2 separate regions of the Homo sapiens genome follow, and region 2 is linked to region 1. The links are chromatin loops, found by intact Hi-C in ENCODE. Cell type or tissue: heart right ventricle. All regions are shown on one strand. Each heading gives the region's core, and the rest is flanking DNA. Links, peaks and the distances in the headings are about the cores only. Region 1 overlaps RNF152 (ring finger protein 152). Region 2 holds the start of LOC105372157 (a long non-coding RNA gene).

The links. Hi-C counts contacts between places; a loop is a spot of excess contacts. Peaks named below come from ENCODE experiments on the same cell type or tissue, not always from the same donor. Only the 100,000 strongest peaks of a DNase experiment are listed, where the experiment ranks them.
Region 2: a loop joins it to region 1, with 4 times the contacts of the local background. A loop is called at or near these places in 2 of 110 quality-filtered maps.

The regions. Positions count from the first base shown.
Region 1 is chr18:61,885,843-61,888,761 of GRCh38, forward strand. The region is part of intron 1 of RNF152 (ring finger protein 152); the gene reads right to left. Among named protein-coding and RNA genes, the nearest start is that of RNF152, 5.7 kb to the right of the region's middle. In heart right ventricle, for the core only: no CTCF peak of the experiment used is centred there; no DNase peak of the experiment used is centred there; H3K27ac peaks cover 406 bases.
Region 2 is chr18:61,651,197-61,654,115 of GRCh38, forward strand. LOC105372157 (a long non-coding RNA gene) reads left to right here and starts at 876. Exons shown (of 3, transcript XR_001753472.2): 1 at 876-917; 2 at 1,090-1,207. In heart right ventricle, for the core only: no CTCF peak of the experiment used is centred there; no DNase peak of the experiment used is centred there.

The sequences.
Region 1 (2,919 bases), core at 175-2,674:
AACTACACCCAGTCATCACAAATCCAGGCATCAATGCCTGCTCCGTTAGATTGTGGGGTGGTCTGGTAGGCTGTAAAGTCCTAAAGCTGCTTGTTGTATGTCACCAAGTAGAGGTTTTTTTTCTTTTGCTTTCTTTTGCTTTCTTTTTTTTTTTTTTTTTTTTTTTTTTTTGTGGGCAAAGTAGGAGGCAAATGGAAGTTGAAAAACAGGCTTTGAGTAACAACTAATTTTGTTAGAATCATGACCCTCATTGAGAACATTCACCTCCCAAACATTGGTATACGTACTGCAGCCTGGTCATTCTAATTTGATTCAACATTTAATCATTATTAATGCAAGTAGGGGAAGCTCTTAAAAATAAGTTTCTATCTTCTTAACTTCCTTTAAGACTTCAAGCTAAAAGGGTCTAAAATTCCTTTAAATCACTGTAAGTCAAAATCGTTTTCTGTGTTGTCAAAGAGTCACCAATGATTTGTTTATTGAGCCCTTCCTGTGTACAAACACGGTGGCAAACACACAATGGTGTAAAGCCTCATCCAGTCATCTTTAAGGAGCTTGCAAGAGAACTGAGATCTCTTTGAGTGCCTATACAACCAATCTGTTTTTCACTTTCAATACAGTATTCAATAAACTACATGAGATATTTGATGCTTTAATACAAAATAGGCTTTTTGTTACATGATTTTGCCCCCATTGTAGGCTAATTGCAGGTCACAACTGCTACATCAGCCAGCCACAGGCCCCCTTGGAAGGAACTGTGCCCCCAACCCTCTCCTGCACTAAGCAGGTCCAGGGTGAATGATAACTGGAAGGGTCCCATTCACTGGAACTCTTGGGAAATGTGGCTTGATGACAAGACATCCTGGGACATCTCTTCAATTCACCTCCCTTTATGCAAACAAGCTTGAGTGAATTTCTATTCTTTGCAATTAAACAGAAAGAAAAAGACACTTCAATCGTAGGTGATAATACAAGACAATCTATGACAAGTGGCCTTTGTAGAATGAATGAATGAATGTTGAATGAAATGAGAGATGGAGGCAATTTTGCCAGAGAACTTTGGATTATAAAGAATTTCTAAAGGCTAATGTGATCAAGTTAAATTTTTCAGAAGAGTTGAGAGCTGAACTGAGGCTTCGATGATAGGATAGAGGCAGAGGAAGGAAGAGGACATTTTAGGCCACAGAATGTGCTAGAATAAGAAAGAGGCAATGAAAAACATTTTGGGCAACAGTGGATTAACCATCCCAGCTAATGTTCAGTTTTAAAGTCAGGCGGAGCAAAAGTCGAGGTTGGAAAGGAAGTTTGGGGTCAACCTGGGGAAAACTTGAAAAGCAAAACTGAAGAATATGAGCTTCCTCCCACAAGGGCAACTAAAAGTTATTAAGTGAGGGGATGAAGGATTAATTGGCCTAATGGTCTAAGAGTGACAGCATTTTCCAAACTGGAGTGGGGTGGGAAAGCCAGAAAGTGAGCAAGACCATTGTCATAGCCCAGAGAGAAACAAGGTTCTTGACTAAGATGCGGCAGTGGCAACTGTCACTAAGTGAATCTGTCAAGGAGCAGAAACAGCAATAGTAAGAAGAATGCTCCTGGCTAGGTGCGGTGGCTCACGCCTGTAATTCCAGCATTTTGGGAGCCCAAGGCGGGTGGATCACGAGGTCAGGAGTTCAAGACCAGCCTGGCCAACATGATGAAACCCTGTCTCTACTAAAAATAGAAAAAATTATCCCAGTAATCCCAGCTACTCGAGAGGCTGAGGCAGGAGAATAGTTTGAACCCAGGAGGCAGAGGTTACAGTGAGCTGAGATCATGCCCCACTGCACTCCAGCCTGGGTGACAGAGTGAGACTCCATCTCAAAAAAAAAAAAAAAAAAAAGAATGCTCCCTATTTCTACAGTATCTGTCAAAGCTTTTACCAAAATCTCTTCAATTCTTGTCAAACCTCAGTGAGGAGTGCACCAAGTGTGATTATCTGGATGTCTAGATCAGAACTGAGCCGGGAAAGTTACACTTCCTTGGTAGGTGGGAATGCGATAGTGGCAGGGGAGAGGAGGTTGTAGAAAGAGAAAATACAAGCACAGAACACAGCATTTGGAGATTCTACTTCCTCATAACTTTGCTCCCACCAGCAGCACATCTTCATTTGCTCAGCCCCTCCTTTGCATGAAAGGCAGGTAACCAGGAAGTCTATGTGATGTTTGAGTAAGTTTCATCATGCAGGATGTTTGCAATGAGTTTTATTTATGCAGGCATTAGTATATCAAGGGGTAAATAAGGCATCCTCTCCACTCCTAGGCGATCACAAGCAGCCCCCTCACAACTCCACGAAGAACGTAGTCCAGGCCTTAGCAGCCAAACGTGATCTAGGCCAAGAAATCATGGACATCAAGAACCACCCAAAGGAGATGCAGGTCACAGATACACTATTTGAGGTCTCCCTCTTTAAATCCTACAATGACAGTGAGTCAATTAGAAATTGAAAATCCCTAAGCATGTAACAAGCACAGACGGTTCCCTACTTACAACTGTTTGACCTATGACCTTTGATTTTTTGACTTTACAATGGTGTGAAAACAATACACATTCAGTAGAAACCGTACTTTGAGTGCCTATACGACCAATCTGTTTTTCACTTTCAATACAGTATTCAATAAACTACATGAGATATTTGATGCTTTAATACAAAATAGGCTTCTTGTTACATGATTTTGCCCCCATTGTAGGCTAATGCGCATTTCTGGGCACAGTTAAGGCAGACAAGGCTGAGCTATGATGTCAGTAGGTGTATTAAATGCATTTTCCACTTACAATATTTTTAACTTATGAGGGGTTTATGAGGATATAACCCCACTGTAAATTAAGAAGCATCTCTACCAACTTTATCCCAATTGTGATTTCAATCATGGAGTCAGACTG
Region 2 (2,919 bases), core at 287-2,786, 230 kb before region 1:
GGTTAAAAATGTCCTCCCCTTGCCAAAGCAGAGGATGATCACAGGTCATACCAGAGAGTGTGGCTGCCACAAAGAACCTCAGCCCAGAGGACTCAGGTTACTGGGAACCTTCATCAGACACCCAAGGTAATAGCCAAGGGCTCTGGCCTTGAAACCAGCCCTGCCTGGGTTCAGATTCCATCTCCACTACTTAATAACCACATGACTTTGATGGAAAACACTGACACCCATCTTATGAGATTACATCTAAAAAACAGTAAGCAGCATTTCTTAGCATTCAATACACAGTAGCTCTTATGCTTTTATTAATTATGACTATTTACTGATAACACAAAAAGTTTTTAAAACATTTTGAAAAGAAACAAAGCCACCTGTGGAAGTCAATTGACAAAGACCCATTATTCAAAGTGCACTGAACATATTTGTTAGAAGCAAACGAAAGGAGTCCCTCGTAAGAGGCCTAAAACCAAGAAACAAATATTCTTATTCAGATGTCCTGAAGCAAGCCAATATGGAGCAACCAACCAGCCAAACAAAAATATCCTCAGACCTGGAGGAGGAACAAACTCCAGGCCAAAACCGTTTCTTTGTTGACACAAATTAAGGGGTAAAGCCAATTCCTTACTGAAAAAGAATTGAAATTTATAATAGAACTCATCTTATATCTTTAATCATTTATCATATATGATATAAAACCTGTAAATAAGCATTATTCTAGAGTGGTTTCAGTCATTTTCAAATTATTTGTTTGTATAAGATCTGGAGTTAATAAACCCCTGCAGGTATTTATTCAACCAGAGAAGCTGCCTGTGGAGCTGACTGGCCTCTCCCAGTCAAGGCCCCGGAGAAGAATGGAAAAACCAGTTCAGCTTATTTCCTACTGGGAGTGAGACAAGTGGCGCAGTCATGGGAGAAAGGTCACCTAAAGAGAAATTAACTGAACAGTCAGGGCATAAATCAAAGGGGAAAGAGTCACTTTTATACATCCGTCTCCATGATTTTCATGTCCAATTTATCAACAAGTTCTCAATTGTTCCACCAAGAGTACTTGAATCCGTCACTCCTTTTTTTTTTTTTTTTTAAAGACAGCATCTCACTCTGTGGCCCAGGCTGGAGTGTGGTGGCACTATCACAGTTCATTACAGCCTCAACGTCTCGGACTCAGATGATCCTGCCACCTCAATCTCCCAAGTAGTTGGGACCACAGGTGAGTACCACCATGCCCAACTAATTTTTTTTCTATTTTTTTATAGAGACAGGATCTTCCTAGGTTGCCCAGGCTGGTCTTGAACCCCTGAACTCAAGCGATCCACCTACCTTGGGTTCCCAAAGTGTTAGGATTATAGGCTTGACCACCATTCCTGGCCCATTGCTCTATGTTCATGGCAAACACCTCTCCTCTCTTAGTTCCCTCAAATCAATTCCCCATTCAACAGCTAGAATGACCCTTTTAAACCTAAATGCATCTCATTGCATTCACTGCTTTGACTCCCAAACCCTTGATGGCCATGGGGCTCCTGCTCACTCCTGTCAGTCACTCTCCTTTCAGTTTCTCAAACACGCCACTCCCTTGGGGGCCTTCATACAGCTTGTTCTCTCTCATTGCTATTCTTTTCTCCTGCCTTCTAGCCCCAACCCATCTCAAAAGTGATTTATTTATTTAGGTAGGCCACTGCTGACTGCCCTCATTTAATTAGATCTTTCATTTCATTTTTCTTTTTCTTTTTTTTTTTTTTTTTTTTTTGAGACAGAGTCTCACTCTTGTCACCCAAGCTGGAGTGCAATGGCACGATCTCAGGTCACTGCAACTCCACCTCCCAGGTTCAAGCGATTCTCCCATCTCAGCCTCCTGAGTAGTTGGGATTATAGGTACCCACCACCACACCTAGCCAACTTTTGTATTTTTAATAGAGAAAGGGTTTCACCATGTTGGCCAGGCTGGTCTTGAACTCCTGACCTCAGGTGATCTGCCCGCCTCAGCCTCCCAAAGTGCTGTGATTACAGGTGTGAGCCACCTTGCCCAGCCTTATTTCTCTTTCTTCATTTATTACCATTTTTAATTTGTGTGTTATATGATGCATATATGTAGGCATGTATGTTATGTTTAGATGTATGTATGCATGTGTGTTTATACATACGTGTGTGTATGTCTATGTAAATATTTTAAAATATCTGTCTCTCCTTCAAGACCTGTAAGTTCTAGGCAGGTAGAAACCATCTATTATGCTTATCACCATATACCCAGCACCTAGCAGAGTACAATATGCCATGAAGGCAGTCAATAAATACATGTTGAACAATTAAATAAATGAATGTGCATGGTTTACTTGAGAGGGAAGAAGGAAGAGGCAGAGATGTACGATTCATAGTGTAGCCACCAGGATAATGATTTTCCTGGGAGAGGAAAACAATATTTAACCAGTTGTCAACAGATGCAGGAAAATTGAAAAGCAGGTATTTTTATTTAAAACAGAAATTCTACACTTTCTTTAACTGTATGGTACACCCCTCACAAAGACTTAAATGAAGGTATGTCATCACAATTCACAAGTAGAAATTTCTTCTTCTTACAAAGCCACAAGTAGAAACACTCCTTATGCTTCTGAACTCAAAAGTGAGATGATTTGATGACAAGAACCAAGAATTTGCTGCGGAGAAACAGTGGCATCCTGTTAATTTGTGTGTTTTCTCTGCTTTCCCAGGAACAATAGGCTATTTTTGCCTGTACTTGTGAGTGCTAACCTACCACCCTAGATCTCATTCTTTTAACAGTTGGCTTTGTTGCTGATTTGCTTTTCACCCCTTTAACTGATAGGCTTGGGAGTAAGCAGAGATAAATACAGGCAGTGTTAAGGATACAGGACTTTGGCCCCCTAAGGTGATAACAAAGACTCCCTTCCAATAAGAACCTTAGAAAAG